Regions from separate parts of the Mus musculus genome. Here region 2 is linked to region 1. A link is a loop called in an ENCODE intact Hi-C map of the cell type or tissue named here. Cell type or tissue: heart. All regions are shown on one strand. Links, peaks and the distances in the headings refer to the core of each region. The heading gives the core; the rest is flanking DNA. Region 1 has its middle 12 kb from the start of Zfp637. Region 2 has its middle 81 kb from the start of Cxcl12.

Region 1 (15,312 bases), core at 4,132-12,131:
GAGGGGCAAAAACTGATGCAGAGGCCATGGAGGGATGCTGCTTAAGGGATTGCTTCTCCCGGCTTACTCAGTTTGCTTTCTTATATAACCCAGGACTACCAGCCCAGGGATGGCACCACCCACAATGGTCTGGGCCTCCCCCCCCCCCCCCCCCCCCCCAGTTTATCACTAACTGAGAAAATGCCTTACAGCTGGATCTCATGGAGGCATTTCCTCAAGGGAGACTCCTTTCTCTGTGATAACTCCAGCTTGTTCCAAATGGATACACAAAACCAGCCAGCACAGGGGGCCACACAAACACAGGCCATATTAGGATACTTCACTCAGAAGTTGCCACAAGGGCTGGAGAGAGAAATGAAGACAGAGGAGAGAGGAAGAAAGCAGTCCAGGGAATAGAAGCCAAGGGAGACTAGGAGAGAGGTCCCACATGCCGCTTACTGAGGGTCCTGAGTGGGGAGACAAGGAAGAGGAGATGTTAAGGGCCCTGGATTGCAAGGTGTAGCAGACAAAGGATTGCTGGTAACCATCATTGGCCACCATTGCCTTTCCTGTGGGCAGCCGCTACTGGCAGTGACTGTGTGGTGTGACCCTGCCGGCATGTGGTGTGAGTTTTTTCCCTTTCTGCAACAGGGTTTGGGAGAGAACCCCTTTTTTTGCTCCACCTACTCACTACATTCAGGTTCAGTGGATTTTAACCCTGGGAGGGGTTCAGGGGCAAAAGGGAGGCCATTACCAGCATCCTGGTTGGCTTTTAGCAGTTAAGCTCCGATGGGGTGGTGCACCGGTGAAGTGGGAGAGGTGAGGAGGGTCTCCTGTGTGTCTTACAGGTGAGAATGAAGAGGAAGGGAAGGTGAAGATGTCTCACAGAGACACGGGAACGTTGCCCCACCATCTCATGCAAGGAGGTCACATATTGAGAACAGACAGCAAATGGTACCCTTATTTGTGATGAAAGGGCCAGTCAGGTCCCTCAGAAAATAACTTGCCCAGACCAGAAAACCCTGTTTTAAAAGCCTTAGCCATCTTGCATCGCCTCGGCCCGAACTAGAAAAGCTCAAGGCTGGGACTGTTATGACCTTGGGCCCATCCTTCAGAACAGTCAGGTCACATGGCCCAAGCTCTCCCATTTTGTTTAGGGACCTTAGAGGAATCCCACAGAGGCAGTGGCAGGGTGTGAGCGAGGGTCTGGTCACACTACACCCAGGCCACCTCCACGCCTATCGTTGTTCAACAGTCTGGTCTCTTTTATTGGATGTGGTCTTAGGGACCTTGTATGATGTGATATCCAGATCCTTTGGGTCAAAGCATTGAGAGGAACGCAGAAACGCTGTAGCAAAAGTGTAGTTTTGTTAACAGTGAAAGTAAAGGCAGGGAGTGGGCAGAGCAAGCCTGCAGCTCAAGAGTCCCCTGTTTCCCAGTCCGGGCACATTTCACAGAAAAGCAGGAAGGGATCCTCTGAATTTACAGACCTTTCTCGAGTAGGTGATGACGTCGGTGATGGATCTCTCCAGGTCATGCATGGGCATCGTCTATTATATGAATGAGATGTAGTCTGTATACGCCTAGTGGTTTGTAATCTCCCAGAGGTTACCTTGGGATAGTCTTTTTTTTTTTTTTTTTCCATGTATCTTTTTCAATATGCTAGGGTACTCTGTACTGGGTTTTACTTTTTTTTTTTTTTTTTTTAAGATTTATTATCTTGTGTATATGAGTACACTGAAGCTGTATATTATGTGGTTGCTGGGAACTGAACTCAGGACCTTTGGAAGAGCAGTCAGTGCGCTCTTACGTGCTGAGCCATCTCTCCAGCCCTGGGTTTTACTTTTCAATTGTGGTTATTTAGTTATTTGTTATCTATTTTGGTTGGAGGAGGCTTATACAAATCAAGGGGAGGTCCTATTTCAGTTGTTGGATTCCAGCGTGAGCCTTCCTATGATTGAAAGTCATTTGCACCTGACTTTACCTCTGTGTCTCAGTCTCCTCTCGGTTTGAGGAAGGGTCTTTCTTTGGCTCTGATGGAATGGTAGTGAAGGGAAGGAGAGGGAGTCCTGGCACCAGGGAGGCAGAGGGAGCTAAACTGTTTCTTTCCATTGGCACCATGATGACCATCGACCACAGAGGCACACAATACAAGGACCCAAGGGAGAGTGGTCTTTGGTGTGCATTTCATGCCTCCCACTTATCCACCTGTGAGCCGGAGCTTGGGAGAGGACACTAGAGAGGGGGGAATGGAGACCCTTTTCTTCTCTCAAGGAGATGAGCAGAAAACAAGGGAATTAATTATAGGGGGGAGGCAGGGCAGAGAGATAAAAGTCTGGATGTCAACTCCCTCCTAAAGGAACATTAACTAAAGGGTAGACACTGAAATTTAAGCCAATGGGAGCTTTTAACAACTTTGGGGGATGGCATTTTTGGATTCAGTTACCAGAAAAGAGAGGCAGAAATAACAGATAAAATACAAGCAAAAATAAGAGATGAAGCATATCTGAGCTGTAGGATATGGTCGCTTGTCTTTTTCCTTGAGGATGTCTCCTTTTATTTCCCATATGGGCCATTACATGCTGTTTAAAGTACCATAGGGATGCAGAAAGTTAAAATAATTTACCCAGAGCATGAAAAACAAAGAAAATGTACTGAAATACACAGTAGGGGGCCGGGCCAGTCTTCAGAGAGGCTGCTTAGCTGAGAGAGGGTGGGTCCTATTGAAGTAGTTGGAAGGACAGTGGTTGGGTCTTACCTTGTGAGCCATGAACGTCTACATCTGGGTAGAGACTAAAATATGGTCTGGCCATTTGTTCCAGCATCAGATGTCTGTGTCATATATCATGAGTCACTAAAGACCAGGCTCACATAGCCATCTACATTAAAGTATTGGGAAATTGCCTTTATTTTTGGCCTTGGTCTCTACAATTCTGATTTGATGTTCTGAAATATGTGTCAAAGGCCCTCAAAATGCATGATATATATACACACACACACACACATATATGTATATATGTATATATGTACATATGTATATATATATACACACTCAGAATTATTTCAGTATATATGTATGTATATATGTATATATGTATATATATATATACATATATATATCTGTATCTATATCTATCTTATTCAGAATTCTTTTCTTTTCTTCAGGGAGGAAACTTAGACAAAAGTATGCTACTGAAAGGACAGTTGTTGTGAAGCGAGCCGTTGGCTGGGAGAGGACTCTCAGTCCCTGTGAATGGAGTGCCTGCTCTAGAAGCTTCTGCGGCGTGGCCGCTTAGGGAAAGAGGAGCCTCTGCTTCTCGCCACCTTTCTTCTCCTGGAAGCTTTTATAAGAACAGCTTCCATCCTGCCTCAGGGTTGCGTTTATTTCATCACTGTCAGAAGTGCAGGCTCATAGCCTGGGTGATACCCCCCCCCCCCCAACAATGACTGCACATTCCATAGATCAACTTCCAGCTTTCCAAACTTCCTTGCATCACAGAGGCCAGGGCTCAGGAGAGAGTTGGTTTCTCAGACCGTCCATGCTCAGCGACCACCTACGCTGGGCTCTCCTGGAAAGGAGAACCTTTATTTTGCTTAAAGTCTCTGGAAAGGGTCAGGAACCCTGGGCTAGGGCTGTGCCAGGGTCTTGTGCTGGCATTAAAGCATGTGCCACCACTGCCCAGATCATGCCAGTGTCGTTTGACCTATTACCTATTTCTTGGGGCTAGCAATCCTGTCATAAAACAGTCTGGTCCTCTGAAGTCACTGCTCTGTTCCTTCACACACAAGCGTATTGTGTTTGAGTTCACTCGTACCTGCTTTGGTAACTCAGGATAGTTTTCCTTCCTGGGCCTTAGGTGTCCATCACTGATCGTCCCTCTAGAACCCTCCAGACTATTTGAATCAAAAGCTATTGTGTAGGCTCTAGGCCTATCTTTATCTTCATTTTTTTTTTAAGACTTATTTATTTGTTATATGTAAGTACACTGTAGCTGTCTTCAGACACACCAGAAGAGGGAGTCAGATCTTGGTAGAGATGGTTGTGAGCCATCATGTGGGTGCTGGGATTTGAACTCCAGACCTTTGGAAGAGCAGTCAGGTGCTCTTACCCACTGAGCCATCTCACCAGCCCCCTATCTTCATTCTTGCTATGTGTTTCTGCCTTTTAACTAGCCACACTCTTCTCCAGCCTCCTGCTGGAGCTGTATATGTGGTAGTGGAAATGTAGGTAGTGGTAGTGATTGGCTGTTGTCCATATTTGTATATCTTCCCAGGGCTATGGGACAGACTGCCATTTCTTGCTAAGGCGTTGTCATCCAGGCCTGACTATCCAGCTTGGTTTCACTAAGCTGGGCTGCAGTTAGGACCCTTTCAGGATGTACTTGGGTGTTGCTTGGCTTATGCTGGGAAGTGCCCTTTGTTAGGATCCTGCTCTTAAAAATGAACCTTATGGGGACTGGTCAGGGTGGAACCCAGAGCTCTGTACTTCTGTCACCCGTTTTGTAGGAAGGCCTCTTATGAATGGTCAGAAGTAAAGACATAGTGTGACTGAAATTTGGATGTAGCCAATGTAGCTCTTCTGTATAATTCATATTCTGTAAATTGCCAGTTTCTCCCATACCTGACACCTCAGTTCAGGTGCAAGGGCATCCAGGATTTTCTCCGAGGATCACACGATAGCTCTGTGTGGGTCTATGGATTCATGGATTGTAGAAGCAGGGTTGGAGGACCTTTGACTAGGTGTCTGTATACTTTTTGTTATACAAAGATCTGGCTGAGCCTCAAAATGATTAGCACAGTTGCTACTATTTGAATATGTTCCCCAAAGTTCATATATTGGAAAGTTATCCTCCAAAGTCAAATTTAGTGGTATTTGAAATTGAGGCCTTTGGGAGGTAGCTTAGTTACTTTTTTATTTTTATGATAAAATACCAGGACCAGCCAGGCTGTGGTGGTACATGACTTTAATCTTGACACTCAGAGGCAGAAGCAGGCTGATCTCTGAGTTTTAGGCCGGCTTGGTTTATAAAGCAAGTCTCAGGACAGCCAGAACTTCACAGAGAAACCCTGTCTCAAAAAATCAATCAATCAATCAATCAATCAATCAATCAATCAACCAATCAACCAGCCAGCCAGCCAGCCAGCCAACCAACCCACCAACCAACCAAAAACCCACTCCGACCAAAAGCATCTTAGGAAAGTAAGGGTTTATTTTCTCTTATTAGTTGTAGTTCATCATCTGACAAATTGGCAGGAACTTAAGGCAGGAACCTGGTGGGCGGGAGGAACTCTGGATACAGAGCCCATGGAGGAATGCTGGTTACTGGCTTGCTTAGCCTGTTTTCTAATACCATCCAGGACCCTCCACTCAGGGGTGGCACCACCCCCAGTGGGATAGGCCCACCCACACCAATCATCATTGAGAAAATGCACCACAGGCTTGTCCACAGGCCAGTTTGGTGGGGACATGTTCTCAACTAAATGTCTGTTTTCCAAAATAACTCTCCCACCATGTTAAGTTGCCATAAAAACTGGCTGGCAGATGAGGTAAATGAGATTAAATGAGGTCAAGAGGGTGGGATATTCATAAGAGGAAGAGAGATCCCAGTCAGCTTGAACCATGTGATGTCCTCTGCCATGTTATGGTGCCGTTTAAGAAGCTAATCACCAGGTGTTAGTTCTGTGCCTTTTAACTTTCCTGCCTCCAGAAAACACAGGGCAAATCCATCTCTGTACTTTACAGGTCACTTGTTCTTATTCTAACAACAGGGAATAAGAGAGACCACAGCTTTCTCAGAGAATCCTGTGGTAAGGATAGATTATTTATAACATAGTTGTTTTACTTAAAAAATTTTTTTTGAAATGATTCTTGTTAGCATTTCTTCTAGGCTCCACCCCACAGTTACCTGGCAACAGCCAGGTATGCCTGCCTCAGTATAAAAGGGGCTGTTTGCCCCCTCCTTGCTCTCTTGCTCTCTGCTCTTACCCCCTTCCCTCTCTGCCCCTTCTCTCTACATTCCCCTCCTCTACGTGTTCATGGTCAGCCTCCTCTCCTCTCCTTCTCCTCTTCTTCTTCCCCACTTCTCTTAGTCTCTACTTTCTTCCCCACTCCCCTTCCCATGTTCTAAATTAACTCTATTTTATACTATATTTGTCATGTGGCTGGTACCCCAGGGGGAAGGGATTCCTCAGCATGGGCCTGCAGTGGCACCCCCTTCCACCTCACCATTCCACACCTCTACCAAACATCCTGGCTTTCTTTCCTTTCCTTTCCTTCTTTCCTTTCCTTTCCTTTCCTTTCCTTTCCTTTCCTTTCCTTTCCTTTCCTTTCCTTTCCTTTCCTTTCCTTTCTTTTCTTTTCCTTTCTTTTTTCTTTTTTTTGGTTTTTCGAGACAAGGTTTCTCTGTATAGCCCTGGCTGTCCTGGAACTCACTTTGTAGACCAGGCTGGCCTCGAACCCAGAAATCCGCCTGCCTCTGCCTCCCGAGTGCTGGGATTAAAGGCGTGCACCACCATGCCCGGCTTTTTTTTTTTTTTTTTTAATTTCCTTTTTTTAAAAAAAATTTTTAATTTATTTTATTTATATGAGTACATTGTAGCTGTCAGACACACCAGAAGAGAGCGTCAGATCCCATTACAGATGGTCGTGAGTCACCAGGTGGTTGCAGCGAATTGAACTCAAGACCTCTGGAAGAGCAGTCAGTGCTCTTAACTGCTAAGCCATCTTTCCAGCCCCTTTCCTTTTTTATAAAACACAAAAATTCTAGACTTACCAAAGGCTTGCAAAGCAATACAGAATTTATGCCTTTAACTTCTTCTTTTTTTTTCCATTTTTTATTAGGTATTTAGCTCATTTACATTTCCAATGCTATACCAAAAGTCCCCCATACCCACTGCCTTTAACTTCTAATAGTAAACACTTAAAGAACTGTAACATAAAAGATATTGTTGCTGGGTGTGGTGGCACATGCCTTTAATCCCAGCACTTGGGAGGCAGAGGCAGACGGATTTCTGAGTTCGAGGCCAGCCTGGTCTACAGAGTGAGTTCTAGGACAGCCAGGGCTATACAAAGAAACCCTGTCTCGAAAAACCTAAAAAAAAAAAAAAAAAAAAAAAAAAAAGGATATTGTTACAACATACCAGACTAATATTTAAGCATAAGTTTCTGGCTATTTAAGTTTAACTAGTTTTTATTTTTTTTAAAAATGTGGTTGATTTTATGTTCCGAGATTCAACTTAGAGTCTCACATTTCATACAGTTCTTGTGTCCCCTAAATTTCTTCCAATTTGCATTTGACATTTGATGGTGATGGTAGTAATAATGCTGGAATATACGGTCACTCTATAAGGGCATACTAATGACCCTCTTGCTTTCTCTTCTCTTTGTCCTTATTTTTTCCCCTTACCCCTTATCCCTTCCCTTATCCCTAAATAAGACTTAAATTAGCTTTATCTTCATTTGTTTTTACTGAAGTAAGAACAAGCAATGGTTTTTATTTCTGAAATAGGCAAAAAACCTAGACTGTCATTCCAAAGGTTTTATAGCAGCCTCATCTGTGTTTTGGAATAGCTAATGCATTTCTTGGGATGTGAAGACCATAACCATAATTATCACACAGCTGATTTTATGGTTAATAAATATATAATTTGAAATTTAACAAAGGGTGTGGCTTTTTGAAGTAGCTGGGCGAGACTGAGGCTGGGTGGCGATTATGCCCTTTGTCTCCTGTTGTGTGGTTCAGCCGCTGCTCCTGCTTCCGCTCTTCAGAGGTAGTTCTACCCCAAGTAGAACATTTTGGGTCTCCCTTCACAAGCTTGCCTCTTCCCGGAACTCCCAAGAAAGCCAACTTCTGACACTGTGTGTAGGTAATCTCCTGACTGAGACGCAGGTCGCTCTTGGTGTCCACAGTTGACCTGGCTGATCTGTACTTGGGCTTCTCTGTGCGCTCAGGTCCGAGTCTGCGTGTAATTTCCAGGTGTCTTAGAGATTTTCTTGCTTCACTTAGGGGCTTCCCTAGCAACTGTTCAGGAGGCTGAAATCTTTCCCCAAGTCCAGAAGCCTTTCTCCCTTACAGCAGCAGGGGGCGCTGCGGGCACGCCCAAGACCAGCCCTACCCCTGCAGTGTTCATGAGGCAAAAGAGTGGGATCCCAGGCCCTCGAGTTTGGATTTTAACTCCATCCTGGAGCAAAGACTATAAAGCTAGATTAGCATTTTCTTAGTGCCTGAGAGTGGTAGTCAACCGACATAGGGCTACGTCTTCCATTCCCTTCTTTGGGTGGATTCTGCCAGGGGACTTCCAGGTTCCACAGAGCGCCTGCCTGGTGCCCGGGGATGATTGCTTCCTTCCTGGGCCTTGGTGTTTTCAGGCTTCTGTTGCTCTGCCTATTTTTCTCATGTTTTGCAGCCTCTGGGCTTTCACAGAGGGCTGGGAAAGGTTCTAGAATGGTGTCAATGGCCCTGGGACTCCCTGGGGTGACGTGGGCAGAGATGTTCTGTGGCAAGGACAGCATGGGCACCTCTAACCCTCCATGGAAGATGGTCTTGAGGGCTCCCATGATGAATAGCATGCACCCCAGTTCCAGCACTGTCTAGACCCTCTGGGGTGCCCAGCTTCCCAGTCACGCTGAACTTAGGGCTGTGCCCGCATGCTTTGCTGATGGCGGGAGGACTGCTCTAGGGGTCCTCTGGTTTCTCTGCTTCCCCCTACCCCCATCCTGAGACATGTGATGGCACATCTGCCGCGATACTGATGGCACATCCCTCTGGGAACTGTCTGCCGTGTCTCACTCCTAGACAGTCTTTATACCTTTATGATGGGGCTGGGGAGTGTGCAGCAGACCTGCCATACTCTGTCCAAAGGAATTGTGGGAAGAGGCTGGGCCATAGTGTGACCCCTATCTCAGGCTTCCCTGTCAGTCCTTCCTTCCTTCCTCATCTACAGGGGCTCCCACAGAGACATTAGAGATGGAGACGCAGAGACACTCTCGCCCACAGAAACTCAGAAATGGAGACACTTCCAGAGACAAAGATACACAGAGAGACAGATGTGAAATTGGTGATGCATACAAACGGGCTGAGCTGTACTCATACAAGCAGAGAAACATAGATGCACACAGACAGAAGCACATGGGCATACACAAGATACAAACACATAGATGGAGACATACTCCCTCCAACAAGGCCACACCTCCCGCAATAAGGCCACACTTCCTAATAGTGCCACTCCCTATGGCCAAGCACATTCAACACACGAACCTATGGGGACCAAACCTATTCAAACCACTGCAGATGGGCACACAGAGAGGTGTACGCAGATGCCCATAAAGAGATGGCGGTACGTGCAGGTGACCTTTAAGAGACAGAGATGCACACAGAAATAGAGATGTGCAGAGACACACAGAGACATAGGGACACATGGCACACAGGCATTTATTTACAGATGGAGGCTTGCACAGATACATAGACAGACATTTCTATGAGACACAAACATAGACATACATACAAAGTTAGAAAGATAAAGACACCCTTGGCTTCTCATGTCACATCTATGCACGGGATAATGAACAGACCAATCTTTTGATCTTTCTGTCATTATCTTTCAAGTCTCTGGCCTCACACCTAGAGAGCATGGTTTGGAAATGAGAGGCTATGAATGATGTCACTTTACTGAGCGCCACAACTCCTGTCTTGTGACATGGCACTTGGATCTGCTTGCTCCTCTTTGGGACAGCTTTGTGTTAGAGCTGTCAGATATTTGCACTTGTTGTCCTTCCCTATCCAGACCCCAGGCCCGACACAGGGTTGTCTGAGTCTGAGTCCCAAGGCTTTCTGACCTTCTGGGGGTCACACCTACATTGCTGTGGGACCTTGACCTGCTCCTTTCATGCCTGTGAGTGCTAGAAATGTCCAGAGAGGAGGCAGGGCACCTCTATTTCCATATTCCCAGATTTCCTAGTGAGTGGTTAGGTTTTAAAGGACAGTAGCCCTACAGCTTTTTATAGCATTGTAAATACTGTTTGGTCTCAGCCCCGACCTTTCTTCCTGACAGTGGCCATTTGATGTGGGGTCCAGGAAGTCTGATCCTACTGACCCTCTGGGGAGCTCTTGTTACATGTAACTCCCTCTGACAGCCCTTCACCTCCTGTTTTATCTCCAGCATTCTTGCTACAGGACTGCTGATCTGAATTATGCTACTGTTATGATGTAGCCCCTACAAGGCAGCAGCGTCTGGCTACACACTTCCCACTAAGGGCGGGAGGAGCCGAAGCTGGAGGATGTCAGGCGCTGGCTTACATTTAGGTGTGAGTGCAGTTGAGTCGCAGTGTTTGCTTTTGACTTTTCTAGCCATGTTTGCAGAGTTAGCAGACTCGGACACCACCGTGACCACGAACTTGCCCTCTCTACTCCACATGCTGCTGCGCCTATCACCCTGCCTTGCTAGCATCTGCTTAAAGCACGATTGTGGGTTTCTCAGCAGCAGGGAACACTACCCGTGTGCAGAACACCTCTGGTTCCAGCACAGCTCACATAACTCTGAGGACAGATTGACTCCTTGCTCCCTTCCTTCTTCCCCTGCCCTTTTGGACCCCCTCACCCCAAAACTAGCACAGCATTCTCAACCTCCCTAACACTGCCACCATTTAACACAGTTTCTCATGCTGTGATGACCCCAACCATATGCATTGTAATGAAAACAATTTTTTTTTTTTGGAGGTAGAGGTTTGCCAAAAGGGTTGTGATCACAGGTTGAGGACTGCTGTAAGCCATGGAATGAAGGCGTTTCTGCCATTGATTCAGTGAATTTTGTGACTCATGTGAATTGACTTATTTTCCTTCTGTGTTTTCTGGACCCAGGGTCAGAGTTTAAATTGAACAATCGAAGCATCTCAAAACTAACTCCAAATGATGGGCTTCAACTTTGGTGGGTGCTGAGCTGAATAATATTATAATGATGTTCCAGCAGATGGCAGCAAAGAGCCACGAAACAGAGTTGCCTGTGCTTACTGGGCTGAACCGCGGAGTCATGGGTGGCCTGCCCTTAGCACAAATGATTTACAACAGTCATTACCAGGGTACACTCAGCCTCACATTTCTTTGTGCCTTCTAGTCTGACCCCAAAGAGCAAGGAAGCAGGGTGCAGGATTCTCCTTTCCAACCCAGGGGTCCTCAAACTACTGCTGGAAAACCAGATTCAGTTTATGTTTGGTAGCCAGACCAGAAATGATTTTTAGATAAAAATTAATTTAGAAAACCATCTATTTATTTTTAATTTATGCATATGTGTTCTCTCAGAGGTCAAAAGAGGGCATTCGATCCCCTGGAACTAGAGTTACAGACAGTTTCAAACAGATTGACGTGGGTGCTGGGAGCCACTGGAGCCTCCTGCAAAAGCAGTAACTGCTGTTAATGACTTACTCTCTATACTTTCGTGTGATTGAAAATAGCTGAAAACGAGACAAAAATCAAGTTTCCGTGTGTATAAAGAAAGTTTTACTTCAACACATTGGAGCTCACTTATTTTCCAGTTACCTTTCCTGTGTCTAACCTACAACGGCAAAGTTGAGAAATCGCAGCAGATGTATGAGTGAAAAGCATTTTCTCTCCTCCTCTTTACAGAAATATGTTGCAGATCGCTGCATCAATTGCCAAGGAGTTCAGTGGACTCCCAACTGTTAGGATAGTTTTGGAGAGTACTATGGGTTGCTGGTGTGCTGTGGGTCCCTGAGAACCCCAGGGGTGGCAGTGATGGATTCTCCTCTTCCAGTTCTATTCAGAGAGCATCCTTGGGGATGCTAGGTCCTGTCAGGCCCGGGTCTGGCTCCAGGACTTGTGGGTGTTTCCAAGGATGTGCTGTTCTTGCTCAAGTACCCCAAGAGTCTTGGTTCACGCACTAACTTTGACCCTGGAATTAAAAGAATGCTTTTGACCTTTCAAACTCCTCTAGCGACAAGTTGAGTATCTCTTAATGTCTTAGCTCTGTCTAGAATTCCTGCTGAGCTGACATCCATGTGAACATTACATAACATATTTGCGTATAGAAATGTCACATGGTATTTCACAAACATGCAATTTTTTTATATGTTGATTTAAAAAAAATCCCAGATGATTTAAAATTTTTGTAAGGGAAATACTTTATGGTATTCTGAATAACAGGTAATAAACTTAGACAAGGTGTTAGCATTCGGTCTAAACTCCACCCTACAGTTACCTGGCAACAGCCAGGTCTGCCTGGCCCACTATAAAAGGGGCTGCTTGCCTCCTCCTCCCTCTCTTGCCTCTCCCTCTTGCTCCCCCTCTCTCCCCAGCTCCTTCACCCCCCTCTCTCCAAATGGTCATGGCCAGCCTCTACTTCTCTACTCTCTCCCTCTCTCTGCCTTTCTCTGCCTCTACTACCCTCTTAACTCCCCTCCCCATGCTCCGAATAAACTCTATTCTATACTATACCAGTGTGTGTCTGGTCCCTCAGGGGGAAGGGATGCCTTGGCATGGGCCCACTGAGACACCCCCTTCCCCTATACCTCCACACCCCCATAGAACATATCTCATACCTCTTTATCTTTTTATAAACACATCACAAGGGTTCACTGTATTCTGAAAACCTGTGCTTGCAACCCCTGGGCAGTGCTCCTGAGTTCCCCATAGAAGCATCCCTCACAGACCAAGTCAGTGGAAGGTGTTTCCATAGGAGAATGGTTCATTACCTGAACTATGTTCTGTGGTACAGCCATAACAACTGATAACATTTTCATTTATTAGGAACTTTGAGAGCCCTTCTTTAGAAAAGATGTCCAGAACCCAACCTCCTTCCCCCCTTCTGCCGTTGTCTATTTAAGGCCCCACCACTTTGCTCCTGAGGGTTACTGAAGCGCTTCTAAGCTGCCCGTGCCCATGAGCGTATGCTTCTCCTATGCTTGGGATCCTGCAAGGTCTTAGACCCGCTGAAAGCAGAGGCTGGAGACCTTTCAGTTATCCACACTCCATTCACCTCTCTCTGACCTCTGATGTATACCCGCCTTATTCCTGTATGATCCCAGTGGCCTGCTGGAGCGCCAGGCGCGCCACTGAGAACACCACACTGATGGCTGCCGGTCGGGGACGCCACTCTTCAGTTTTTCTCCTTCATTCCTTCGCTCAGGTGTAGTTTTCGTCTAGGGGCCAATCTCCACCACAATAAAATTACAATTTGTCCTTTACTCTCCCCACCGCTGCCCTGGGCTGCTCTGTTTCTTGTACTGTGACATTTATCCCCACTGTCAGGGCTGTTCAGTTCACAAATCATCTATCCCAAGGGGCTTAGAGCAATGTCTTTCATGAACCAGGTGCTTAGAACATATTTATTGAGTGAATGATCAAGTGACTTCTTAAGAGGCAAGACACAAATTAGCAAGTTATCTCCAAAAGGCTGGCCATAGGTTTTCTTTTTAAATTAAAATGTATTTTCATTTACTTATGCTTAATTTTTAAATGCATTTTTTGAGGATTTTATAAATGGGTGTTGTATTTACATTATTTATTTTCCTTCTACTTCTCCAACTCTTCCTGAGTTTCCCCCACTTTCTTCAAATTCAGGACATCTTATTCACCCTCCTCTCACTTCCCCCTCCAAAATACAGTCTTCCAAGTGCATAGTGTCACCGGTATGTGTCTGTGTTTAGGGCTGACCACTTGGGACTGGACAATCTATCAGGAGCTCATTCGTAGAAAAGACTGATTCTCCCTGCCTCCTCAGCCATTAATTCATCTAAAGGGCTTTGTGAAATTTCCCAGTCCCTATCGACATGTCAGCTTGTGTTGTCTCGTGTAGGTCTGTTTAGGTGATCATAGTTTGGAGATTTCGCAGGTACAGATTCCCAATCATGTATGGAAGACACTATCTTACAGCCGATGTTCCAGCCCTCTGGCTGTTATAACACCCATTCCCCGTCTTTCCTGATGTTCCCTGAGCCTTAGGTGTATGGGCTGTGCACTCCAGTCAGCTGTGCTCTGTGTTTTGACCACTGTGGCTTTCTGGAATGATGTCTGTGTGCTCCAACAAGAAGCTTCTGTGATGGGGGGGGGGAGGGGTCAGGGCTATGCTTATATGTGGGTATAAGGAGAAGGATTTTGGGTGCAGTTAGGAATTATATTGGTTTAGGAGAGCATCAGTACAGATTCTCCTCTAAGATCCACGAACTCACCAGCCACAAACATGTAGCTGGCTGAGCTTACAGTACCATGCACGAATTCCCTCCTATTGAGTGGGTCTTATGTCCAATTAGGTGGTTGTTGGTTGTCCCCAGAATGTAAGTCCTACCTTTGGGGACCTCTTTTTGTTGTTGTTGTTTTTTTTTTTTTCAAGACAGGGTTTCTCGTTTAGCCCTGGCTGTTCTGGAACTCACTCTGTAGACCAGGCTGGCCTCGAACTCAGAGATCTGTCTGCCTCTGCCTCCCAAGTGCTGGGATTAAAGGCGTGCGCCACCACGCCTGGCTTCTTGGGGACCTCTTGCTATGCTGGTCACTGCTGTAGTTTGTAGATTTTGCAGTTGGGTAGGACTAGCCATTGCTTTTCTCCTTTGGCAGCTTCTGTATAACCTTCTGGTACTATAAGATCTAGTCCTTATGGAGGAGGCTTGCAGATTAGTTCCAGCTTGAGTCCTCTAAGTCCTGAGTTGGAAGTTTGAGGCGTTCTCTGAAATAGCGTCTGAATGTCAAATTAAGAGCAATGGCAAAAACCTGTGCTATTTTGAGCGTCTCTTTGACTCCACTGGCCAACAACTTGAAGGGAGGTTTCCCATGCCTGGCACTGGGACTTGGGCTAGATAGTCTATGGCTCTTGGGGGCACCATTATCACCCCAAGTGGAATAACTTCATTCAAACAATACACATACTATATGTCTGTGTGTGTTCACATACACATTATATATATGTGTGTATATATATATACATATATATATTTATATATGTGTGTGTGTATATATATATATATATTTTTTTTTTTTTTCCCGAGACAGGGTTTCTCTGTATAGCCCTGGCTGTCCTGGAATTCACTCTGTAGACCAGGCTGGCCTCGAACTCAGAAATCCACCTGCCTCTGCCTCCCGAGTGCTGGGATTAAAGGCGTCCGCCACCACGCCCAGCTTATATGTATATATTTTAAGTAAACATAAAATAACATTTTTTCAGGCTGGGTTTTATTTTAATTCCTGGCCAGCATCCTTAAGTTGGGATATTTAAGTGGGCTCATTTAATATGTTTTGGTTTTTGTTTTGCTTTTTTCTCAGTATAGCAAGCTAAGAACCACTTGGCAGGGTTGTGTTTGAAAGTCACTTATGAAACGAACCTGGGAACTCT
Region 2 (15,312 bases), core at 2,617-10,616, 580 kb after region 1:
TTCAGAAGACTTCACAGTGACCTGATTTTGGAAAGTTCAGCTCCTTAGGAGCTGACTATTTGAGCTAAAGTCTTCCTGTGGATGGTGAATGTGAGGGTTAATCTATCACCAGGAACTATGCTACATTATGCATCTGTGCACGCAAATTACTTACTGAAAGGTTCTGGCCACAAGCTCTGCTATTACTGTGGGAGTTTGTAATTTATTTCCCTTGGTAATATGAACAAGGACCAACAGCTCCAGGGAGCCCATGGACGATCTCTCTTGGGGGAAGCCTGATAGGATGGTGGAAGACTATTTCCAAGTCTATCTCTGTTATCCTCCCCCCACTTGCATTCTCCTTTCTTGCTAACTCTGTGGCAAGGGCACTCATAACCTAATTTCTGGCTAAAGAAAGGAAGCCAGTGTCTACATCTCCCATGAGTTCTTTGGATGATCCTGGTGCAGGATAAAGATGAGGCCTTCAGCCTTACAAAGAGCAAAATGGGTATGTGGCCAAGAGATTGGGATGAACACAGCCGGAAGCAATGTCTGTGAGTCTGCCCACAGCATCCTGATGCCTACTTTTGTCGTAGAAATTAAGGCATTTTGACTCTGTTCTCTGGGGTCTTGGGTTGAGGGCCATCTCTGCAGCAGAGGACCCAGTATAGTACCTTCCTCCTCTTTGAGCTCAGATGCCCACTAAACAAAAGTGAATGCATGTGTGTGTAAGAAAAGAGATGGATGTGTAGATGAATAAATGAGTAAATAAATAAACAAGCATCAATTAAGTTATTTTAGGCTACTGAGATGGCTCAGCAGGTAAAGGGACTTGCTGCCAAACCTGATGGCTTTAATTCAGTCCTCAGAATCCACATGGTAGAAGGAAAAAAAAATCTGTTCCATTTTTTTCTCTGATCTACACACACACACATTTGCTTTCCTAGTTAGTTTTCCTGACTTAACACAAACCTAGACATATATGGGAAAAGAGACTCTTAACTGAGATAGGCAATTCTGTGGGTTGTTGTCTTAATTAATGATTGATGTGGGAGGGATCTCGTCACTGTAGGTGGTGCATCCATGGGCATCTTGTCCTGAGATATATAAAAAGGAGGCTGAGCAAGCTGGGGCGGGGGGCAAGCCAGTAGGTAGCCCAGGGGGAGCAAGCCAGTAAGTATCACTCCGTGGCCTCTGTTTCAGTTCCTGGCTAAAAGACCTGGGCTTGAGTCCCTGCCTGACTTCCCTCAGTGATGGATTGTGACCTGAGAGTTGTATGGTGAAATAAATCCTTTCTTTTCCAAGATGCTTTGGGTCATGGTGTTTTATGACAGCAATGAACTCTAACTAAAGCCCATGCTTACATACATGACACAAACACAGACACACACACACACACACACACACACAGACACACACACACACAAAGAGAGACAGACAGAGAGACAGAAAGAGATAGAGACAAAGACAGAGTGAGTAAATAAATAAATGTTAAGCTTCAATTTACATAAATAAATAAATATGTAGATATAAACCAATTATTACTGTTCATGTTATTATTTCTGACTTACCTCATCCTAGATTAATCAGGCTACTTTTCTTTTCTTTTTTTTTTTTTTTTTTTTCTTAAAGATGTCTAATTACTGGAGACTAAGTCACTTTACACTTGTCAGCCTTGGTGACAGACATAGCTTCAGGCTGGAGCACTGGCTCTGCGCCCAGAAATGACACGTGCTCAGTGGTTCTGGCTCACTGCAGTTGGTTCACTGGCTTATACTTCTTACTTGAGATAAGTAACTGCCCACCATCCTTGGAGTGGAGACCCCTGTGGCCAGAGTCTGATGGTCTTGGAGGTGGTGATGATGTTGGGTGTTTGTATGTGCTCATGTGCATAGTATCATGGAGAATAAGGTGAAGATCATCAGAGCCTGCTCAGCCACCTGCTTCCCCCTGCCCTGAACCTAATTAATCTCTTTGTGCCAGATATCTGTTGGTTCTGAGCCAATTTCAGGGAGCCTACTGTCAACCTAGTCAACCAGGCAGAGCTGGGATCTAGGCTCAGTACCAGGGAATCAAGGTTGGACAGTGAGGAGAACATCAGCCTTCCCAGACTAGCGAGTATCAAATAGGCCATTCTTGAGAAGAAATGTCAAGACTGTTTTAACAGCCCCAAGAATGAAATAGTGAAGTCTATATGGAAAAGGGTCAGGACAATGTGGCTACATCAGGCAGGATGCTAGGGAAGCCTTTGGAAGTACAGTGGCCTGAGGACACAGCACTGAGGAAGTGCTAGGCTCTGGCACAGAAGGCATCTGGACTCTTCAAGAGCAAAGTACTCCATGTGTTTTCAATGTAGCCGTTTTAAAAATTACTGTTGGTGCATCCCAGTAAGAGGAGCAGACCCCTGGAAGATGCACGGGACCAAGCATCAGCTTTCTGTAATACTGTCACCAAATAAATACAGACCTTAAGAGACACGTTGTAAATAGCCACACGTTCACTTAACTTCCTCCCCTCCCCCATCTCCTCTCTTTCTAAGCACAGCCCAGGTGCTCTGTGCAGTGAGGCTGGATTTCTGAGGAGGTGGTAGAAGGGAACTAATGGGATTATCTGCCAGGAACGCCTGCCAGGAGCAGCCTCATTGTCGCTGAAGGCTCCCACTGCCCTCCGACCAGCCCAAGCATTTGCTCCTCGTAAGGAGATGGTTTTAATAAGTGATGTGAAGCCAAGTATTATTAAATAAATTATGCCAATTTGAAGCTCTGCCTGGGTGGGCTTCAAGTCAGCCACACCGGGATTTAACAAGGTGGATAAAGATGCATCTTCTCGGATTACCACGTGCCCTTAGATGCTATTCTAATCCCAAATTGTTGAGTTTTCCTGAGGCTTCTTTCTGTATAAATAACATGGTTATTGTCCAGGGAGCTAACAGGTGCAAATCCCCACGCATGGTGTCTTGTCACATACAGGCTGCTCACTCAGGCCGACTGCCATTGTCCTCGTGCTCAGTGCTGTCATTAGGCTGTCAGTCATTGGATGGGGCAATGATGCAAAGCACCATGCGTCGTAGCTATTGTGTTCATCGATGATGATATTCAGAAATTAGGATGGTGAGAGTCCAAAAATGCTGTGGGAAGAGATCGAGGAAAGGAAGAAGAAAGAACTGGGAGGGACAAGATGCAGGCCTGGGACCCCGCTTCTCCGGTTTATCAGTTCAAATCAGCCCATGTGCAAATAGCATTTCTATGTAGTCAAGGTCTTATGCACGGTCAGTAAGGGGATTCAGATGTGACTTGCAAGGAGACTAAGAGTAAAAATGGATTGAATTTTACTATCAGTAAATCTGAATGTTTTACTCTAAGATAATGAAATTCTCTTCCCTTGCTCCTTTAAAAACCTCAAAATGTGACTAACTGGATACACACCAAAAACATGGGAGAGTGTGTAAGGAGCTGAAGCGGCTTCTTGAGATCCGCAAGATGGGAGCTGACATGAAAGGAAGCCCCAGCAAGTATGCATTACTTCTCAGTGACAGCCCCAGAGGCCATCACTCCATCCACTAGAGACGGTGCTCGGCAAAGGAGGGGTTGTGGGCAGGAAGGTGACTCGAGACCAGCCTCTGCTTCTCTGAGGACAGATGCAGTTTCACCGTTATAATCTTATCAGATTCCATGTCATCTTCTTGGAAACCCATGAAGGAAGTTGTCTATGACAGCCACACCTCACGGAATCAGGAGGCCATGGGAAAGCAGAGAGTCCTTTGAGGTTGCTGGCCTCAGTTCTTCTGTTGGGATGCCCTGGTCTGCTCTACACTCACCGATACTAAACTTGAAACAGGAAATTATAGACTGAGTTACCTCGGTACTATTAAAAGGAGGAGGTATGGTTGTGAGTGGTGAATCATGGGAGAGGAAGACATAGCAGATAGTGGGATGAATAAAAGGCTCAATTGTCCCATGTCATCTCAACAATCAAAAAGTGTAACAAAACCTCGGGCGAGCATGCTGGCCATGGTTAATGAGATCACTAACAAAAGTGCTAGAGATAACCTAATTCTCAAACACTTCAAAGCATGGAAGCTGGGGAGCTTTGGCTCTCATCGTGTACATGATTGACAGAATGTGAAGAAATGTATCAAAGGAGATAAGGCATTGCTTAGTAACTGGGGAGGGGGATCCTTCAGAACCATCACCAGCAGAAGGAGTGAAAATTCTCTGCATGATTGACAGCCTGCAGGATGGGATGGTGCCACTCTAACCCTCTGGAAGACAAAGATGCCCTACGAGGGAAGAACACTGAATCCACCTTCCATGCCACACACTCCAGCTGAGCAACACTGCACACCCAGAGAGCTGGAGTTCAAAGGGCTGGTGGCAGCAGAGCTCAGTGCCCAAAGGACAACTTACCATATATGACTAACACAGAAAAAGGTCAGAACTCATTGCATACTCCAGTTGCCACCAAGTGTATGTACGATCATAAACACGTTGAAAACTCTAAGTTGAACCACCATCAGGTAGGAAATATTGAGACTGAGATTCCTAATAAAAATCAGTAGATTTATATTCTAAGTCCTTTCTATTTGATTTGTTCTAATATTGTGAATAATATTATTTTAAAAAGTGATCTAGAGCCAATTTGCTAGCTTTCTACTCTATAAATACTTGCTGGCTTCTCACAATGAATATTCCGAAGAGACATCCCTGAAAAAGTTATAACTGACACCCCTGCTCCCAACCCTCAGGGACACAATCTACCATTGAAAAGTCTGTTTGTTATTCACTAAAGGAGGGTGCCACTGTGCCCTGGGGACCACATGGAGAGCACTGGTTGCTTACAAGGCAGAAGGGAGGCAAGCAGATTTCATTTGGGTTGTTTGACAACCCCAGCCTGTCCCGATTGGCTAGTTTGCACTTGACAGGCGATTTGGCAGGCATTAACTCGCCCATGGGAGGAGCCATCAGGGTCAGGAAGGTTCCAGATGCCTAAGCCTCAGAATACAGAAAAGACAAGACATGGTTCAAACACCTTCTGGAAACATTTCTCTTGTCAAACACCCCTGTTCATCGCCCGCCTCAGCAAAATCATGTTAGAAAGAATACTGATTGCTAGACGCCGCCAGCTTGCCTGCGTGGCCTGCTAGCCATCATGACCAGGTGTTGACAGAACCTTCTGTCTGTACTTCTGCTTTTAGCCCCGCATCTCCAGCTGGCTGTGTCCACCCCTGAACCAGGAGCAGCGTGTGAGTGGACAGTGAAATCTCAGGGGGCAACTCCGATGGCCCTGGTCCCTGCACAAGGGCAACCATCTGGACTGGATTCAGTCAGCAACGACATGAGTATAGGGGCCCTGAGACATCATTTTAGGCACCATTACCACTGGCAACTTGTTTGCACACTCTCCTTCTCTGTGTTCTCTGTTTTGTTTTGATACACTGGGACCTGAACTGGGTTTTGCCCTAAACTACATCTCTAGCCCTAGATTTTTACACCCCCCATCTCCCAGACTGATCTCCAATCCCTGTCACTAAGAGAGCATCTTTTGCATCTCTAAGCAATTTTCCCCTCTAGTCTCACAGAGCCAGTCTGAACTCTGAACACCCTCATCTCAACAATAATAACATGTCTGTCCATGCTATAATTTTTAATCGAGAAGTTGGAACTAGAGCAAAGGGTATCTCAACCCTCAAAGGGAACCCAGCGACCACCTATATGTATGTAGATAGCTAGTATAATTTTTCATAACACAAATACTCTGACTTCTAGACAGCACAATCTGGGGCCAGCCATCCTCACTTTCCAGTGAATGGTTGGCAGAGCTCTCTCAACTATTTACTCAATAATTTGTTTAAAACTATAGGGTTGCAGCTGGGTGAGCGTTTGCCTTTTGTTTGTTAGTTTTCCCCTCTAAGAATCATGTGCTACAAACAAAGGTTGTTTGTCCTGCTGGAAGTTGTGTGGACGATTTTTTTTTTATTTGGATTGCTGTCCTTTCTGGTCTGCAGGCAACTGGTTTTACAGGCCACCTTAGCTCTCTTCTGTGGACTGCCACGTCCCCTCACTGGCCTGCTTTCTGGTTTACCCAGCTGTGCCAGTAGGAAAGGGAACAGCTGGACATAAACAATCACACTGCTCGCACCAGGTACAAAAAGGGCTTGTGTCGCTCCTTTGGGCATTTCTGGCTTCCTAGAGAAGACAGAAAAAAAGCAAGTTTATAATAAGCAAGGCCTTATGAATTGTGACCGCTTTTAATCTTAAACAGACACTTTATCTGCTAAAATCCCAGAGCTCAAGAATCAGCCTGCAGAAGAATGACCATTGTGGTTTCATGAGAGGGAGGAGAGGAGGAAGGAAGGGAGAGAGGAAAAAAACTTCCACTCACCCTGAGAGGACGAAGGTGCCTATGGGTGAATGCACATTGCCACTCCCCAAGAGCTTTCTGGCACCAGGAGAAGGCACTGGCCTGTCTGTTTAGTGTTCAGCTGGCTCACATGTAAGGGCCCACAGGATGGCAGGACAGGAACAGAATGATGGAGATGCCCAGGGACACAGCAGGGAGTGTCTGCAGTCTACAACTGAACCGTGTCCAGACACCCATGGCTGACTCTGTGACAGAGGAAGCTGATTGGCTCTGCTCTGTGACTGAGAAAGCTGATTGGCTGAGGTGGAGGGTGTTTGGGAGTTTCCCCCTTTTCTTCTTTCTGTGGAGTCACCTGAGATGGCTAAATTTGCTAAACCTACAGGAGACGCTGAGATAGACAGAGCCGTCCAGCTGTAATTTCCTTCGGTTTACCCCCAGGAAAACCCGAAGATGACCTGTGGCTTTGTGGCTATAGAGCCCTTGGGCCAGCCATTTCTGAGCAGTTAATTCCCTTGGAAGAGGGAGAGAAAAGCCGTTCCAGCTCCAACTCCTTGGTTGGTTGTTCCTGGTCAGTTGAGAGGTTAATAAATGAAAATAAGCCCCACACAGGATGGACAGGGCAGCCTGCGTGTGTCAGAGGTGAAAGGGCGCGGGGAACAAACACGGGATGGGGTATAAATAATCAGGGGAAACTCCAAAGAAATGAGACCCTGAGAAGTACCAGGGCTGTGCGCTAGTGTCCCTCTGAGGTCTCTGAGGTCCTTCGGTGTTCTCGCTGCCTGCCAAGCTCACAAGCCCTGTCTGCGGGGATTTGCACTTGTGTAGGTAGAGAACCCATTTTAGGTAAACTCCTTGCATTTTCCCTCAGGATCTGGCAACCAAGTTCCCTGTCAATTGCTTCCATAGCTCATCCCCTACCAATTTAGGAGAACCCCAGCCTGCGCCCTTCTGGATAGCGCCCTCTGCTGGCACTGGCAGGGCTGACCGTGCAATGGCCTGGTCTCAACCCGGGGCAAGACACATCAATCTGACTACACACCCACACCGGAACCACCTTAGGTGCCCATGGGAGGCAGATGTTCAGACTCCGCTCGCGCTTGCACAGACATGTTGTTTATCAGCAGCCCATTCTGCTGAGATGCTGGCTGTCAGAAATGGTTTCCGTAAGTCTCACTCCTTTTCTCCTACCTCTGTTTTTTCACCTCACTTTGGACCTACCACGGTAATCCTGAGGTATTTGAACAGAATTGCTATCTAACCCAATTCCCTTCTTCCTAACCTCCCTGAACCTTCCTGAATCTCATGTTTCCTGGCAAACTGATTGTCAAACCCCTCTCCACTGTGGCGTCCAGTACACAGGAACTGTAGGTAGGGTCTGAGCAGTGTAGTTCAGGGGTGAGCTAGAACCTTTGCCAGAGGGGCATGCAGACAGGGACACAGCAGTTCTGTGCAGGAAGTCCCACTTGTGATACACTTCTAATTCATGTTCAGCTAACTCGTTTCCTATCTGCTGATAGCTAAAGTCAGACACTCTTTCCACAGTCATTCCTCTCATGAGCCAGACAGTTGCTGTGGCTGTGCCGCTTAACACTTGCATATTAACCCCACAACCTACATGTTAGCTTCTACCCTGATTTATTTTGTCCATTGTTGCCATCTGTAGTTTGAGAATCCTTAGTCCAAAAAACAAAAATAAAAAACAAACAAAACAAAACAAAATCCTCAATCCCAAGTACTCTAATATCTGAGTTTAACTTTGAAGCATTTCAGATTCCCAGATTTGGAAATATTTTACATTTTGGATTTTCCTATTAGAAATGTCCAACCTATGAAGACTTTTAAAATATTCCAAAAATCTGATCAAACCCCAAATCTAAAGTACTTCTCACCGTATGTGTTTGCATGAGGGGTGCTTGGCTTGGACAGAGGCCATCCGGGATGTTGAATTTTGTATGTTTCTGGTATGGACAGGAGCACCTCTCAGACCCACTTGATGAGTGAGCGTTGTAGGTAACTTTTCTATAGCCCATGCTTCTCACCGGCTCACCTTCACAGAGGGCCCAGCTATAGCTGAGCATCCTGGGTACATTTTGCAGCACAGGGGTCCACCATCTCCCATCACTTTTCTCGGGCACCCATAGGATCTTACATGTTGCCTTTTGATGGATCAGAAAGCCTGTGCATGTTACCTTGTTACATGCCAAGAAATCCAGACACCAAGGCCACCACCTTTGTCTGATATGCAACCTAATCACTGCATTCTTTTTTTTTAAATATTTTTTATTACGTATTTTCCTCAATTACATTTCCAATGCTATCCCAAAAGTCCCCCATACCCTCCCCCCCACTTCCCTACCCACCCATTCCCATTTTTTTGGCCCTGGCGTTCCCTTGTACTGGGGCATATAAAGTTTGTGTAATCACTGCATTCTTATTCTTGCCCTGCTGTGTGGTTTAGGGCGACAACCTCCATTGCTTCTCATTGTCCCTAGATACATAAAGGACTATCTGTTCTGCCCCAAGGTCTGCTCTCTTCCCTGATTCAGACAGGAGCCTACGGCTGTCTCTGGCATTACGGCAAGTGAGCACTTTGTTTTTCTCCTATGCTTTCCGGCAGTGCCTAGTCCAGCCTGAAGTGTCTCAGGTCACGAGCTTTTCCTGTGTCCCTGCGGAAGCTGTATCAATCTAACAATAGATGCCTTCTTAACGAGGCCTTCCTGGTGTTCATTATAGACTGTCCTGCACTGGTTTTGAATTACTATTCCTTCTTGCAGTCTCTGCTTTCTAGCACAATAAACTCCCACCTCTCTAGGCCGTGCCCAAATACGTGTGTATGACGTATGACAGAGGTGCCTGTTTTGCATATATATTATAATGCGTACTAGAATATCTACATAAAGAAGTCATCATACTTTCAATTACAAGAAGTGTTTGCTGAGGCCTGCATGTGTTCCTGTAGAAGAGTATGTGAACCTACCAGATCTCATTAGTCTATGGAATGAAGCCTGGGGCTGAGTCATTTCAAATCTTCCTCCCAATTCCTCCACACGGCGCACAGGTGATCACTCACCAAAGAGCTCCCCTGTCTGAGAGTCATCATGTGTGCTTATGATATTAGTGGTTGAAGATTTTTTTATTAAAAATGCTTAGGTTCAAAGGGGTTCTAGATTTAAAATTTTAGCATATTTGCACACACATAAAGAGCTATCTTAAAGATGGGAGGCGTGTCTAAACCTGAGCTCATGTTAATGTCTCCTGTGTTCCTATCCATGTAATCATGTCCCAACAGCTCCACACTCCAACAGCTTCGAAACAACTCCAGGCCATCCAGCCATTTTATAAGAACGCTCTGGCTGCTCAGATGAGTGCCAGGGTTTCCTGACTGGCATATAGTGTAAAGAGGTCAAGGCCTTGGAGGGTACCACTGCAAAGCTAAGGGCACAAGACTCCAGAACCCTGCGCAATTCATCCCAAAGCCTTGACAATGTCTAGAAAGAGATAAGAATGCTCTAGAAGCAGAACAAAGCGTATCTCTTCTAGAAAGGCTGCCCATCATGATTGTGTTTGTATAACCACATTTTATAACTGAACAACATAGAAATATGGTTATTGTCTGAGAGTAGGAAACAGACGGAGGAGTCCCAGTCAAAACTCTAATAACGTGAGGCCAGACATAGCACAGGGGTTGAAATGTGGGAATAGTTGTTTGTCTAGAAAGAACACTTCTATTCTTTATCAATGTAATGGTCGTTTCTTTCATTATGATCCAACACCTGACAAGATTTGACTTAAAGGAAAAATATTTAGGCCCATGCTGCCAAGAGGGCCTCATCTGCACCAGTGGAACTACTGCAACCAGGATCTGTGTTGATGTCTGTGGCTTGTGTTACCACCAAAGGTCCTGCATGCAATGACTGTGAGCAGTGCTGCAGCCTGAAGTCATGTTAATGTCCCGAGTTGGGGGGAGGGGATGCAGGCGATTACTGTATGTCATACTGATGTGAGTAGCTTATGGTGCTACCTAAAGCTATGATGTTCATGGTTTGGGCTGCCTTAAAGGGCCTTCTCTGGGTCCGTGGTTGTGCTGCAGCTGGGGGCCGTGTTTGTGGTCTGTGCTGTTGTCGGAAACTGTGTGGAAACCCATGATCTGTGCTCCCATTGACTGTAAAGTGCGAGGGAGCTAGGGATATGGATGACTGCAGACACAGTTGAGAAAGAGGGACATAGAAAGCGTCTGTGGCCCCTACCCCTACCCCTCCAAAAAGTAACAGCCTAAACAGGAAGCCGTCAAAGAGAACTCTTAAAAAGTACGATAAGGATGCTGAAGTTAGCTCTCCACAATTGACAGCTTCTGATGAGGGTGTAGGAGGGGCAGGACTCTGTTCTATTTAAGGCGCAGGCCACTGAGAGTTTGACAATGCTCCGGCAAATATATAGAAAACACAAACTGAACTTTTCTCTTCTTTATTATTACCTTCAGAATTTTTATTTTGGGGGGTTCACAAGGGTAAGGTGGGCATGGAAAGATTGGGAAATGAGTGTGATCTGGTGTATAATGTGAAATTCCCAAAGAATTGATAAAAATATTATGTTAAAAATAAAATAAAATAATGGAGGAGAGTGTTTGGGCTTATAGAGTGAAGTGTGATATGTCGTGCTGAGGGAGATGTGATGGGTGGCCCAGGGATGTCAGGAGTATCCAGCGACTTCTTGCTCACATCTCAGCAAACCAAACAAACATGGCTGGGACAGAAAAAGGAGCAAGTAAGCTATAAAGCACAAAGTCCCCAGAGATCCTCTTTCTCCAGCTGGACCCCATCTTTCAAAGGCTCTACGAGGTCCTTGCTGAACAGCACCACTAGTAATTTAAACACATGGGTCTATAGAAATATTGTATATCTGAATCATAACAGCTAAATACAACCAAGGCCGATTCTGAGCAAGCGTGCTAATGATTTTTCCTAGGACAGTGCTGGGTCAGGCTGGGGAAACACAGGGAGGTGCCTGGGTCAAGGTTGTTTGCATCAGATCCATTCTTAACACTGTGTGCCTCTTAAATCTTAGACCTTGGAAAGTGGTGGCCACTGACTTCACCCTCAATCTCAAACCTAACAGGGGGATTGACAAATACCCATTCAAATGTTGGTTATTTAGTTCCTAGGAAAGACTTGTGGTTCCAATACTAACTCCATTTTGTAGATCGGAGAAATCGAGGCTCAAGCACAAAGTCACATGCTCAATCAGCTCACACACTTGGCTCCTCTTGATTCAAAGCCCACCATTGGCTTAAAACAATTTGAGTTTTTCTGAACATTCAAACAACCCTGGAGGCAGATGGATGAATCTGGCCAGCCAAGGCTTGGCCACTTACTGGCTTTTTGACTTGAAGCCAAATATTTGATTTAACTACAACTCAAGTTTCATAGTCTTAATTTGGAAGAGGGCAACAACAGGACATGTATAAATTTATTATAACAACACAAGAAATGCATAAAAATACTCAGAAAGTATTTGGCATTTGGGAGAGACAGCAAATACCAAATGTGTATGTGTAGTGTGTGTGTGTGTGTGTGTGTGTGTGTGTGTGTGTGTGCGCGCGTGTTCAGCACACAAAGTGAATAACAAGACATCATTCTTTGGATAGAACATGTCCATGCATCCAGATGCCTTGGGTACAGGGCTGTCCTCAAGGAACTCATTATCTGGAGGTGGGGCAGGAAAAGGGAAAGCACACGTGTCTGAATGGCAACAGAGGCTGGAGGACTGAGTCCTCCCAATCGAAATAGCACCCAGGAGTTGCACTTCAGCCTGTGACTCCTGTAGAAAGTATGAGCTGGCCTCAGGATTTGCAGCTGTAGGAGGAAGAAATGAATGAGCTGTTCTGGGAAAGTACCAAACCTGGGGAGGGAGATGGTCACCCGGAGCTGTGAACTGAGCACCAAAAAAGGTTTTGTTTAAGTTACCGGGTGAGCTGAGCTACATTTGGTCATGAAAATGTGCTTTGAAATGACTTTTCCTGGTCCAGACACGGGACCCTCATGAGCTGATTCAGAGATTAGCTTCCAAATGAATAATAATTTGTATAATTCTCCAAGGACAGGGAGTGGTGAAGACTCAGGGTCTATGTGAGAATCTCCTTTCTAAGGCCAAAACTTGGACATAGAGCTTGCTGTGCTCCTTTTCTACAGAGAGGGCCTTCCTGTGCCTACTTCTATCCACCTGCTTCCTATTTTTCAGAACCCATTGCCATGGAAATGGTGATGGCCCTCAGTGGTGCTGAACCCCAGCCTGACTTCTTTGGATGTCTGGAGCAGCACAGAGTTGGGGAATGAATGGATCGTTCTTCATCCTGCCTGATCAAGGGCTCCAGGCCACCATGAGCTGAGGGGGTGTTGGTAACTTTGGAGGGGAAGAAATGATGGTAAATCCCTCAAGAAGAGGTCTCTGGTCTGGATTGTCTGGATCTGTTAGTGACTGTGGCTGTGGTGGAGTGTGGGCAATTCCCTCTCAGGAGAGAAAGACGGATCTTGATGACCAGCCGGGTCTGCGCTCTCCATCCTTTCCTCAGATGAAAGGATCAGGTTCAGCTTGCTCTATTCTTCCCAAGATGATCTAGCTCATGAGTTAGAGAAGTAGGGGTCGCATTTAAGCTTTGATACCTCAGAAGTTAGAGCAGCATTTGGTATTTCTGCACCTATTCAATCATGAAGTAACGGGCACCAGGTTTCCCAGTTTCCCAGTCTTGTCCTGAGTCACTTCTCTGTCTTTGTTGCTTTAATGATGGTAAAGAAGAGAAAACACTTCGATGGACCTCCTCTGGCCTATGGACTGTCTTCCCACTGATGTCTTCCTTCTCAAGACAGGTCTTAAACTGTTCCTACCCAAACATTTAACTGCTCGTTTTCTTACAATGTCAGCCTTTCCTCCTATCTCCCATCACCAGCTCCATTTATCACCTGCGTTTTCCCACAAGTCCTGTCTCCTTCAGTCAGCCTTGGTCCCTCTGCCCAGCTACACCTCCTCCACATGCCCTCCTTACTCATTTTACTTCAGGACCTCCGACTTATTCTTTATACGCTGATCCTTGAAGACTTGGTCTGTATGAGGTGTAGGTGAAGGTGTTTGCTTCCTTAAGGCCTGACCACCAAGTTCTTCAGAATACCACCTCCAAAGGAAGAAAAGGCCTGGAAATCTCAACACTATGAGAGGATGTGGAAAGAGTAAAGACTCATTAGGTAGTGAAGAAGGATTATTCAGTTGGTGCCAACTGATTGCTCAGAGTATGCAGCCACCTGTGCTTCTGTGCATTTCTTACCAAATAGTTCCTCAGAAATGAATCATGAGGCTCCCCCTTGCTGCCTTCTTCACAAACACATCATCTCTGCCACCTACATTCCTTTTTTATCTCACAGACCACATACATTAAGCTATTTTTTTTTGCTGTGCTTTCCCAACCATTATCTTGGGAGCCATTCCCCTTGTCTATATACAGTAGCAGACAAAGGTGAAGATTCAGAAGAGAAACTATTTCACTAAGTCAGGTTGCTTGAAATCGAATGAGTTTGGAAGTTTGCCTCTCCTCAGTGATATCCTCAGAGACGTGCTATGCTCTTGCTCAGGTTATGTCCTGGGAGGCCCTAGGTGATAACAGCATTCCACCATGTAGGGGGCATCACTCGCTCCCTCCCCATGCAGCCAATAATGGTCACTTAGGAAAAGCAAGCCTTTCTAGTCTCAGAAGCTTCTGGCTGTTACTGTGCCCGCATGTGCAGACACTTTGCTCTCGGTCACTGGTTTTACAAGACTTCTGGCTCCATCTTTCTAAACGAGGCAGCTGTGAGTGTTGTAATCATGGTGACATGCCCCACTAACTTCCAAGTTTCCTCTTTACAAGAGTCCTTCAATTATAGCTTGAGTTTATCATTTCATCATTTAATTGCTTAGTAGAGAAGGCTGCATTTGGGTCTCATCATGGATAATCACTCCCCCCAAAAGAGAGTTTTTATTCCAGTAAATACTGAGTTTAAGAGAGCTGGTGAACTTGGAGTTCTTTGGAGTCCAACTGCCTTGGCAGAGTGCACAGTGTAAAGCTCCCTGCTGGGAACAGCAGGCACCAGCTTCCCGCCACTCTTCCTGTGTCACCCTATGCGACAAAAGTGTTTCTGTTTTAACACACACTTCCCTGGAAGATGTTGCATTCAATGACGGCTGCACCGCAGTTCTCTGAGCTTCGGTGAATGTCTCATTACTGATGTCATGAAGATAAGTAACCTGTGGCCCTCACACCTCCAACTCCTCAAAGTAGGATCTGTTGCCTTACCTGCTCCCATCTGCACCACGGTGTCATTCTCTCTAGGCATGCTTCTTACAAGATGCTGTTTCCCAATTCACGGATACAATGGGCATGAGTATTTGCCTCAAAGCATGAGGTCAGATACCCAGAGAACAGCCACAGCTCATCTGGCCAGGGTGAAGAAGGTGAAACGGCCTCTGCATCCTCTGCCTGATACATCTTCAGCATAAACATCAACATATTCAGACATGCACAGTGCTCACAGACCTTCAAATGAATTCTTCTCATTGAATGTCCACACATATGATTAGGTAGCAAAGAAGATGCATTTTTCCTACATGCTATAGAGTTAATGCTGATGCAGGCAAAATAATTTCATCAAAGAAAAAGTTGTTTTCTGATACATGGTCTAAATTACTTAAGCTACACCAGTAGGTTTCAAAGAAAACATGTAAATCTAGGAAATGCTAGAAATCACTATTTTGGTTTAACTATGTTATACAGACAATATGTACCCAGTTGAGTAACCAGAACGTTCCCAGTTTTCCTCTAGGACTTCAGTGACATAAACAGCTCTTTGTGTATGCAAAGGCTAGAAAATGAAACTAAGTGGTTGTGAAAACCACAGAAAAAGTCAGCTCTGAGGCTTGATAGAAGACATCCCCAGGAAAACCACAGCA

The links. Peaks named below come from ENCODE experiments on the same cell type or tissue, not always from the same donor. Only the 100,000 strongest peaks of a DNase experiment are listed, where the experiment ranks them.
Region 2: it touches region 1 in a loop (2.2-fold over the local background); 2 of 42 quality-filtered maps call a loop at or near these places.

Annotation. Positions count from the first base shown.
Region 1 is chr6:117,821,234-117,836,545 of GRCm38, reverse strand. No RefSeq gene overlaps it. Among named protein-coding and RNA genes, the nearest start is that of Zfp637, 12 kb to the left of the region's middle. In heart, for the core only: CTCF peaks have their summits at 8,057 (motif pointing right) and 10,929 (motif pointing right); a DNase peak (open chromatin) is centred at 8,075; H3K27me3 peaks cover 2,789 bases.
Region 2 is chr6:117,241,429-117,256,740 of GRCm38, reverse strand. No RefSeq gene overlaps it. Among named protein-coding and RNA genes, the nearest start is that of Cxcl12, 81 kb to the right of the region's middle. In heart, for the core only: a CTCF peak has its summit at 7,313 (motif pointing left); DNase peaks (open chromatin) are centred at 5,180 and 7,300; H3K27ac peaks cover 2,345 bases.